Regions from separate parts of the Homo sapiens genome. Here region 1 is linked to region 2. Evidence: chromatin contacts called from ENCODE Hi-C or POLR2A ChIA-PET data. All regions are on one chromosome and are shown on one strand. Each heading gives the region's core, a stretch centred on a gene start or an enhancer-like site at or near the end of the contact. The rest is flanking DNA. Distances are from core to core; before and after follow the strand shown.

The links. A loop is a pair of places that touch in the nucleus more often than their neighbours do. ChIA-PET counts read pairs that join two places held with the same protein, here RNA polymerase II (POLR2A). Pooled maps may share reads with other maps.
Region 1: a map of posterior cingulate gyrus shows a loop between it and region 2 (4-fold over the local background). The contact joins the promoter of ETNK1 here to the promoter of ST8SIA1 in region 2. A Hi-C loop is called at or near these places in 2 of 168 maps with a recorded cell type or tissue (CD4-positive, alpha-beta memory T cell and posterior cingulate gyrus), 5 of 37 single-sample maps with no recorded cell type and 17 of 50 pooled maps. POLR2A ChIA-PET finds 5 or more read pairs at or near these places in 1 of 52 experiments (SK-N-SH).

The regions. Positions count from the first base shown.
Region 1 is chr12:22,622,174-22,627,129 of GRCh38, forward strand. ETNK1 (ethanolamine kinase 1) reads left to right here and starts at 2,998. Exons shown (of 8, transcript NM_018638.5): 1 at 2,998-3,413. The coding sequence starts at 3,258. It overlaps ETNK1-DT (ETNK1 divergent transcript), which reads right to left and starts at 2,873. Exons shown (of 4, transcript NR_135030.1): 1 at 2,500-2,873. RefSeq lists enhancers at 2,643-2,712, 3,243-3,412, 3,432-4,121.
Region 2 is chr12:22,331,663-22,336,601 of GRCh38, forward strand. ST8SIA1 (ST8 alpha-N-acetyl-neuraminide alpha-2,8-sialyltransferase 1) reads right to left here and starts at 3,045. Exons shown (of 5, transcript NM_003034.4): 1 at 2,335-3,045. The coding sequence starts at 2,570. LOC105369151 (a long non-coding RNA gene) reads right to left here and starts at 2,328. Exons shown (of 2, transcript XR_931426.3): 1 at 1,191-2,328.

The DNA.
Region 1 (4,956 bases), core at 1,748-4,247, 290 kb after region 2:
TTTTTGGTTTTGAGACAGAGTCTCACTCTATTACCCAGGCTGAAGTGCAGTAGTGTGATCTTGGTTCATTGCAACCTCCGCCTCCCAGGTTCAAGTGATTCTCCGGCCTCAGCCTCCCGAGTAGCTGGGATTACAGGTGCCTGCCACCACGCCCAGCTGATTTTTATATTTTTAGTAGAAACAGGGTTTCACCATGTTGGCCAGGCTGGTCTCAAACTACTGACCCCAAGTGATTCACTCGCCTTGGCTTCAATACTACACTGTCTTGATTATTGGAACATATACTATTTTTTTTTCTTTTTTTAGGCAAGGTCTAATTCTGTTGCCCAAGCTTGAGTGCAGTAACTTGATCATGGCTCACTGCAGCCTCAATCTCTTGGGCTCAGGCAATCCTCCTGTCTCAGCCTCGGAGTAGCTGTGACTACAGGTGTGCACCACCACACCTGGCTAATTTTTTTTTTGGAGAGATGAGGTCTCACTGTGTTGCCCAGGCTGGCCTTAAACTCCTGGGCTCAAGCGAACCTCCTGCCTCAGCTTCCCAAAGTGCTGGGATTACAGGCATGAGCCACTGCACCCAGCTATACTGTCTTCAAGTCTGTCTGTTTTCTCACTTTGTTTTTCTTTAATATTGTATTGGCTATTCTGGCTCTTGTGGCTTTGCATGTAAACATTAGAACTGGTTTGCTGATATCCACAACATAACTTGAGGTGATTAGAATTGAATCAGTAGATCAGGTTGATAAGAACTGATATTTCTTGCACATTTTTAAAGTTTTGCTTTTAACATTTAGGTTTCTAATCTTCCCCAAATTAATTTTTATGCATAATAAGAGGGAGGGATCAAAATTTTTTTCTCATACAAAAAGCAATTGTATCACTACGGTTCATTGATCAGTCTGGACTTTCTCACTAATTTTTAATGCTACTTTTGTTATATACAAAGTTCTCATATGTGTGTAGGTTTTGTTCTGGGACTTTATTATGTTCTAGTAGTTTATTTGCCCATACCTAAACCAATATATAATACATCCTGGTAGGGTTGGTCCTCCCAATATATTCCCTGATCTTACCTGTCCCTATCCTCCTCTCCCCAATTACAGCGCTTTTCTTGGACCTTAAGTTTTGATATGAATTTCAATGTCATTTTAACAAGTTCAGTAAAAAAACCCTTTTGAGATTTTAACTGGAATTGCATTATATGTACTGATTAGTTCAGGGAAAATTGAGGCCTTTACATTAATCTTTTCTCATTTATGAATATGGTTCATTTCTCCATTAATTTTATCCATGGATCCTGTACATTTTCGGTTACTTTTGTTCTCAGGTACCTAATAGTTTTTTTTTCTTTTCTTCTACTTGTTAATGGACTCTTATTTACCATTACAAACTAGTGCAGTTTGCAACATAATTTTCAATTAAATTGTTTTACAGTTACATAGTTTTAAAATTCTTAAAATGTCAACTGCTTAATAAAAAATACAATTTATACAAAAATACAAGAGATACTATCTGAAATGTGAAAGTAGTAGTATATTTATGATTTCTCCCCAAAGTGGAAGGAACACACACTCTAATGTTTCTTGTAGAAAATTATGCCTAAATCTGGCAGGGCGCGGTGGCTCACGCCTGTAATCCCAGCACTTTGCGAGGCCGAGGTGGGTGGATCACCTGAGGTCAGGAGTTCGAGACCAGCCTGGCCAACATGGTGAAACCCATCTCTACTAAAGATACAAAAATTTGCTGGGCGTGGTGGCACGCGCCGGTAATCCCAGCTACTCGAGAGGCTGAAGCAGGAGAATCCCTTAAACCCGGGAGGCGGAGGTTGCAGTGGGCCAAGATCGCGCCATTGCACTCCAGCCTGGGCGACAGAGTGAGGCTCCGTCTCAAAAACAAAACAAAAAAAAACAGAAACAAAAAACAAACAAAAAAACCACTAAATTTGAAAAATGTTAAATCAACTTCTTTGCTGTATTATAAAGCTCCATTTCCACCCCTCTTTTTAGTTTAGGAAGTTTACCGTTATCGGTGAAGTAATTATTTTGTTAATTACAAAGGTAAGTAGGTTCTTTCTGAACAATCAGGATGTAAACTTAATGCTAGTGAAGTAATTAAACATTTTGAATGTTAATTAAACTCAGTCCAGTTAAGGGTTTTATTTACTACTAACAAACGTATTCACCGTGTGCTAAGTGCTGCAGGGAATCCCAGCCCGTTTTCCTCCATCTAAAAGGAAAATTAGGAGGTCCCAATACTTTACTTGTAGATTTTCCAGTTTCTACCATTCCCTGTAAGGCACTGAGACGCAAGATTTCAAGGCCCACTCGGGGTACCCTGGCATGGACATCGAGTCGTTCTAGCGCTGAGCTTCAAAACTATTCCTTTCCTTCCCTTTCTTCTTCATACCAGACTCTAATCTGTTCTCCCTAGCTTCGAATTATTCACTGTATGGTCGAACATCTTACTCCACAAATAACCTCTGAAGTGTTGCAGTTGTCTTACCCAAATACCTGAACTCAGCTTGTCCCGAGTACTGCGATCCCGCGTACTGCTAATGGGAATATAGTTAACCCAACTAGTATGAGGTCCCCAGTACACAGCAGCTCCAAGATCAAGGCGACCGAGTAACACTGCTTGCCTAGACTCAGGCCAAGTTCGGAGAGTGATCCTGGGGTTATTTTAGAACGTGTCCCTTGCTTCCCAGAAAAATTCAGTCGTTAACTCAAGTCCAGATGCCCAATGACCATTCGGATAAGGTGAGCTAAAGCTTCAATGCCTTGAGGGGCTTGGCAGGGCTCGGGCTCATCCCGGAGAAGCAGCCCCGCTTTCCAGACTAGCAGTTCCCAGGGATGGGTGTGTGCTAATCGCAGGCCAACAAGCCCAGCGCGGTACAGAGGTCCCATTGTGACCGGAGGCGAGAAACCCCGCCTCGGCACCCTGACGCAGCGCAGGACCCGCCCCGCGCGTGACGCCAGCGTCAGGCCAGCCCCGGCATGCTCTGCGGCCGCCCGCGGTCCAGCTCCGACAACAGGAATTTTCTCCGAGAGCGGGCCGGGCTCAGTTCAGCTGCTGTCCAGACCCGGATCGGCAACAGTGCCGCCTCCAGACGTTCTCCTGCCGCTCGCCCGCCCGTCCCAGCGCCCCCAGCCCTCCCGCGAGGGCGCCCCGGGACGGAAGGATCCACCAGTCTGTCGGCGCCCGCCGTTCTCGTGGTCGCCGTCGCCGTCGTCGTGGTGGTAGTCTCCGCCGTCGCCTGGGCCATGGCCAATTACATCCACGTCCCTCCCGGCTCCCCGGAGGTGCCCAAGCTGAACGTCACCGTTCAGGATCAGGAGGAGCATCGCTGCCGGGAGGGGGCCCTGAGCCTCCTGCAACACCTGCGGCCTCACTGGGACCCCCAGGAGGTGACCCTGCAGGTAACGCCCACACCTCAGCTCTGGGTCTCTTATGCCCCTCACGCGGCTCTGGGGGTCCTCACCACAATCGCCTCTGTCCCACGATGACCGAGGAGGACCTAGGGCAACATCTCCTTAAGTCTATTGGGAAGTGACCCTGTATTTCCCCTCACACCTAGGAGGGTCACTCCCCCTTCCCGTCGCAGTTGCTCTTTGAGATTGACCTGAGGCACATTTTCTCTTTCTAGAAGCCGCTGCGTAAGTGACGGACCCATCCACGGGGGGAGATTCCTGCTGATAGTTGCCCCTCCTCCCACTCCCCAGTCCACGGTCACTGCAAAATGAACCTTTCCACTCCCCTTGCACGGGGTCCTCGTCTACCTCCTCCCCTCCCACCAGTAATGCAGTCATTAATCCTCTCTGATCTTTCCTTCCTCTCCCCTCCCCCTGCGATGTGCTTTCATTGATGCCTCACACTGCGTTTTGTCTTCCCAAACCCTAGCGTACTCAATTCCCAAAGTAATGACCACGACCATGCATCGCTAGGTCGGTTCTTAGGCAGCACCACACACATTGTTTTGTTTGAGTCGATATTTCTGAATTATTAAAGTCGTCTTACTGAAATTAATACCTGATACTAGAAGGAGCAGTGGCTTGTGACTGTTTCCTTTTCATGAGACACCGTGTTGATAGAGAAAAAATTGGGAGGAAAAAAATCCCTGAGACTCTAGGAGTTTTCTAATAAGTTGGAAGTTATGATTTCCACTACGTGATTTTTTTTGAATACTAATCTGTTTTTAGCTTTAGTTTCAGGAACTAGATACAAAAATAGATCTCTTTTTCTCCTTTTCCCTTGCAAACAAAAAAAAACAGTAATTTTCAAGATTGGGATATTTGGGATTTGTTCTAAATCTGAGCAATAATGTAAGAACATTCATTTGAATTAGCCAAATCATCTGCCTCGTTTTGATGACTAATTTATTCACCAATATTTGTTGATTTATTTGCTAAATTCTTCGCTAAACTAGCCAGCCACCCACACAAAGATGAATAAAACATGAGCAGTGCCTAGGGCCCAGAACAGTTCCTGACACTTGGGTTTTCATGTGTTAGTTTCAGTTCTTATTACCTAGAAGAGTTTTTAAGCAGATTATTTTAAAGGACCCGTATGTTTTGGAGAAGAAACTTGTTAGACAACAAATTTTGAAATTTAAGGGAGTATTTGTTAGCCGAGAATATAGGAAATAGTGAATCCAAAGTGATTTTTATGTCATTTAAAAAATATATTTCCTTTAAAGGAAATGTGTCTTCCAAATTGAAATTCAGTACTTGTTTAGTTTATCAATTTGTTTGTATTTTATTATATAAGACTCTAAAATTTATTAAGATGATTTGTTTTCTGGCAGTCACTTATACATAAAACATTATTAATTAAAAAGTGCTACTTCCTGGTAAACTCTAGTGTTGGCAGATCAGTTACTTTTAAGCAGTGACTTTAAAGTTTAAAGCTTTGAAGACTGGAATTTCCTTTGATGTATTTGTCTGTAGAATAGTAATAATAGCT
Region 2 (4,939 bases), core at 1,795-4,294:
ATGTTAAAGAACATTAAATGTGCAGGTAAAAAATAATTAACTCAAACCATGAAACTTCTCCTACCTTTCAAAATGTCTTGTCCCTGTTCATTAGCGTTAAGTGTACATGGCTGGGGAGAGGGGTAGGGACCAATAATGTTTACCTGTAAATCTGGCAGGAGAAACATTCCAAATTCTCATGGGTTGCCCAGATTTCCTTATTTAAGTTGTAACATATACCAGAAATATAATTTATAACAATTATAAGGCAACCATTTTCTGGGTACACAATGTACCAGATACTTGGCATCAGTTTTTATTAAAAATGTAAACCTTCTAACAACTCTGCAATGTAGATAAACAAGAAAGCCAGGACTCAAAAAATATACTAACTTGCCAAAGATTCTCTGCTGTTTATCTAGTCACAGCATACTCAGTGTAGAAATTCAGAATTCTACTCTGAAGCTCAAACTTATTTCAATAAGCAATGGTGCCTTTTACATGGTTTTACAGCCACTAACTTTGAGGGATATGTGTTTAGGTAGTTTTCATAGTGTGTGGATTTTAATAAGTAATTCTCTGCACATAGAGACCAGACCAGATAACAGCCAAACACACTGAAAATTACTCCAGGCTACAGAAAGCAAGGAACAAATGTGTCTCAGAAACTATCAGCCTGTGTGTCTCAGAATTTGAAGCATTTTCCACTTGACTGTATCCTCCAACAAGAAATCTATCCTCTAAGAGGGCTTCATTATTCCTCCTCCTATATTAAAAAAATGGACTCTTTCATTGCAAACCAATGGGAAGTTCTTAACTCATTTCCTTAGATCACTTGAAATGAAAGTGCTTTCTGTCTTTAGGGAAAATAATTGCTGGATGTGATGCCTTTTGCCTGCTCTTGAGTCCCACAATCAATACTGTGAAGGAAAGAAAAAATTAACCCTTAGATACTTTTAGGAAGAGTGAGGTTATTTTTAAATTCAATGATGGTAGAGTTCTAAAAAGGGAGAAGGAAAGTCCTCCCTTCCAAGGAGAATGCAGTTGCCTTCCTCTAAACAAATTGGCTCTGTTATCTTTTTAATCCTCTTTCCAGGAGGAGGCCTGAGAAGGAGATGGAAACCATATGTTTAAAAAGTTTTTAAAAATGTATAGATGCTCCTGAATATTTGTAAATAACTGCAGTGAAAAATGTTTACATTAGAACTCACCTGCCCTTGCACTGATTAGAAAGATCCTCTACAGAGCAGAGGAGATCATTTCCAACCACCCAGACCACTACAATCACAGGAAGAAGCCAACAGCAGCATCTTCAGCCCCAGAGACTAAAGGTGAAAGGGGCACCTCGCAGTGGTGGAAGCACCCGTGTGTTCCCTCAACATGCCTGGGGAGGTGGAGAGGAAGGGGAAGCAGCTCTGCCTTCCCTCCAATCTAACTACACAACCCCTGCTGCCGTAACTTATTTTTAGACATTTAATCTAAAATTCCCAGAAAGGAAGCGGATCTACAACCTCTGAGTGATCCTCAGAGTTCTGATTTCCAACCTGGCTTGGGCATTTTGTTTGTTTTCTGACTTCAGGTGCCTACTTAAAGTACATCTCCCATCTTCCAGAGGCATCCACAGCCTAAGCCAATAAAAAGAGCTGGGAGCTTTGGAGCTTTAAGTGATGAAAAATCCAGCACCCACAGGTCAAAAGTAATGACCTTGGGGAAGTTACTCATCCTTCTAAAGAATCAATTTGTGGTCAACAAGATGAGATAATAATACTAGACAGCTGTTCGAGATTTCAACACAAAAATTGCACAGTATCGTCTCTTAGTAGACGTCAGTCAGTACTATGCACTTGCTGTGGGCACACTGCGCAAAGCTGCGGGATCCGTCCATGTTTCCACTGCCCATCACTCCGACGTTGGGGACTTATGTTACCGACTGTGCACTCCACCTCGGGGAGATGCCTTTTACCTGCTTCTTGTTCCCTACAGCTTCAAATGTCTGCAGAGCCCAAGAGGTAAATTCTTATTAAGTGCAAGAGACTAAGTTATCCTGGGTTCTCCTTCCCTCTGTTTTGTTTATCCGTAAATTGTTAAATAAAACTCCGCTTTGGGAAGAAATGCGTCGAGTCTTTACATGCGCAAAGCAGGTGTCTGCACATCTCTGGGGATCAGGGGTGGGGAAGGAACCCTGACTAAAGTCTCCAGGTTGGGAATGGCACAAATGGAGGGAAAGGACATGGAAGAGCGGATGAAAGGGATGCCTCTGCGAGACGGTGCAAGGCGGTCCTCGCCGGTGACCCTGTCCTCTGCACTCGGGGAGGAAAGGACGCTAGAGGGGAGGAGCCGCGAGGGCAGGAGTACCTGAACGCTCTGGCCGCGGTCTGGTTCCTCCTCCACGCCGTGCCCTGTTGCAGCACCCCCTGCACGATCTCTTTCTCGTTGGGCAGCCGGTAGACGGGGAAGATGTAGAGCCAACAGAGGACCACGACACAGAGGGCACTGGCTCCCATGGGCAGCCGGGTCCGCGGGAACTTCCACGCCAGTACAGCCATGGCCCCTCTGGACGTTTGTCGCCGGGCCCGCCCGCAGGGGCTCATCGCAGCCCCGGCGTCCCAGGGGCGGGGGCCGGGGCCTCAGCACAAAGCTAGGCGAAGTGGCAGCGGAGGGTCCCCCACCGCCAGCCCCCCATGCACACACACCTTTGGTTCTCTTACTTGCAAACGCACGCACGCTTCTTCGGCCCCGTCGGCCCCAAAGGTCAGCGCAAGGATTTTTTCAAATGCAACTTTTCCAAGGATTTCTTTCTAGGGGAAGTGGCTGGGGGTGAAGTCACGATCTATGGCCATGGTCGCTTCCCCTGCAGAAGGCGGGCGCTGGGGTCTCCGAGTGCGCAGAGAGCGGCGGCGGCGAGTCGCTCCCGCCGGTTCTGCAGCATCACGGTCGCCCTCGGCGAGGGTCCGGGAGAAGGCTCGGCTCCCTCCTAAACATGTGGCCCGTGGCGTCCCCTTGTCCCCTCCGAGCGATGCTCCTGCGCCCTTCGCCGCCTCCCGCGCTGCTGCGCCGCCAGGCAACCCCCCCCCCCCCACCCCGCCCCGAGACGCGCTCTCTGCGCCGCACCAAGTCCTTGGAAATTTCCACGGCGGCCCGGGACCGCTATCCTGCCCCGGGCTCCTCCGCCTCGCCCGCCGGGACCCTCGCTCCCCACCCCTCCCGGAGAAGAAAAGAACTCGCTCTCATCAGTTAATTCAGCGGCGCGCCGCAGCCTTCCGCTGCGCCCCGGACTTCGCAGACAAACGCCCGGGGATTGGTGGAAATCAAGGTCTCCCCCTCCCTCCCCCACCCGCAAAATTGCCTCCTTCGACCCGATCCGAGCCGCGACACTCGCCCAGAGCGCGCACCCCTCACTCGTGCCCTTGTTCTTTGGAGATAACGGCAGACAATAAAAACCAACAGCCCCCCGCCAATAGAAATATATCAGTCCCTGAGTGTGGCGGAGACTGGCTAATATCCTGATCCTTCGACAAGCGGCCGGTGTGCCCAGGCTGTCACCCTGCTGCCGTCACCCTAGTCTTTCTCTAGCTGGTTGGATATTAACCCGCAGCCAGGCGCGAGGAGGCTGGCGGAGATTTATTCCTTCCTGGGCCCCCACCCCCATTAGCCGGTCCCGGAGCCGCGGCCCGTGTGTGTGCGCGCGCGCCCGCACACACACACACACACACACACACACACACACACACACACACGTTCACGGGCGCAAGCGAGCGCGCGCACGAGGAGGTGCGTGCACTCCGGGGTCCTCCGCCTCGCCTCCTCCCTGAAAGGAAGTGCTGCATCCAGATGTGCAGGCAGCTGGTGCCCAAACACTAGACCTCAAGATGTCACATTGCCTTGGAGGCGCGCGGCCTTTTAGATTAAAGGACCGTTGGTTCTTAGACGTCCTTCTTGCCCTTCTTGCTTGTGATAAGCGATAAGCTTATCGCAACCCCGACCTTGGAAAAGCACCACCCGCCTTGACCCACCGAGCCGAGAGAGTCGCTGTTAGCCATTTCTGCTCGCCCCGGCGGCCGACGCATAGCTCGGGTACCTCCTAGCGGTCGCCTATTCTATTTGCTTAAGCATCTCGTCAAGCATAAAGTGTGCAAGGACAAAGAAGAAACCTGGTCAGCTTAGTCATCACGAAAACAAAATCTAAGGCTATAACTCCATTTGTTCAGCCGACCAGGCTGCGGTGTCTGGTACCTTTGTCTAGCATCCGTCTCCACTGAGAGGTGGAACTTGAGAAGTTGATGCAAAGTTATTTACCAAAAGCGAAGTAGCATCCCAGATGACCACTTTAGTGTCATTTTCTCAACAATACTGTGCTCTTAGTTGAGTGACCTACTGCCCTCCACCGGCAGGCATGCCCCAGAAATCTCTGTCCTACTTAGGTAAATCAGTAGAGACAGGGGAAACCTTGAAATCCCAGTCACATCTTACCACAGTGGAGGCTGATACAGATTCTTTAAAATGAAGATCATCTTAAGTCCTGCAAAGTAACCAGCCAACTCTCTTCTATCCTGGAAAAGGGGAAGGGAAGGGGGAGCTTTTCCTACTTGCCTGGGCTTTGGATAAATCATCTGCCATCTTTGATCTTATAATTTAAGTAAAACACAAACCATTCCCATTTTTCTTCCTCAAGTTCAAGGACTATTTGTAGAGTAAATAACAAAGAAATAAACTGACAAACAAAACTAGGGCATATTACAGTTATGAAGGGGCTATGTAAATGTTTCCCTATATAATATCATAAGAATGCATTAAAGTCATGCTTTACATCAAAAGATCTGTGTGACACAATGTGCTGTTTTTCTTTCTTCTGCAAACTAAGAATTCTCTTACCTTGGTGGGCTTCTGCCCACCCAACAATCCAAACTTATTCCCTGCTTTTTCTTAACATGAGCACCAAATCTAATCAGGTCATCGCTCT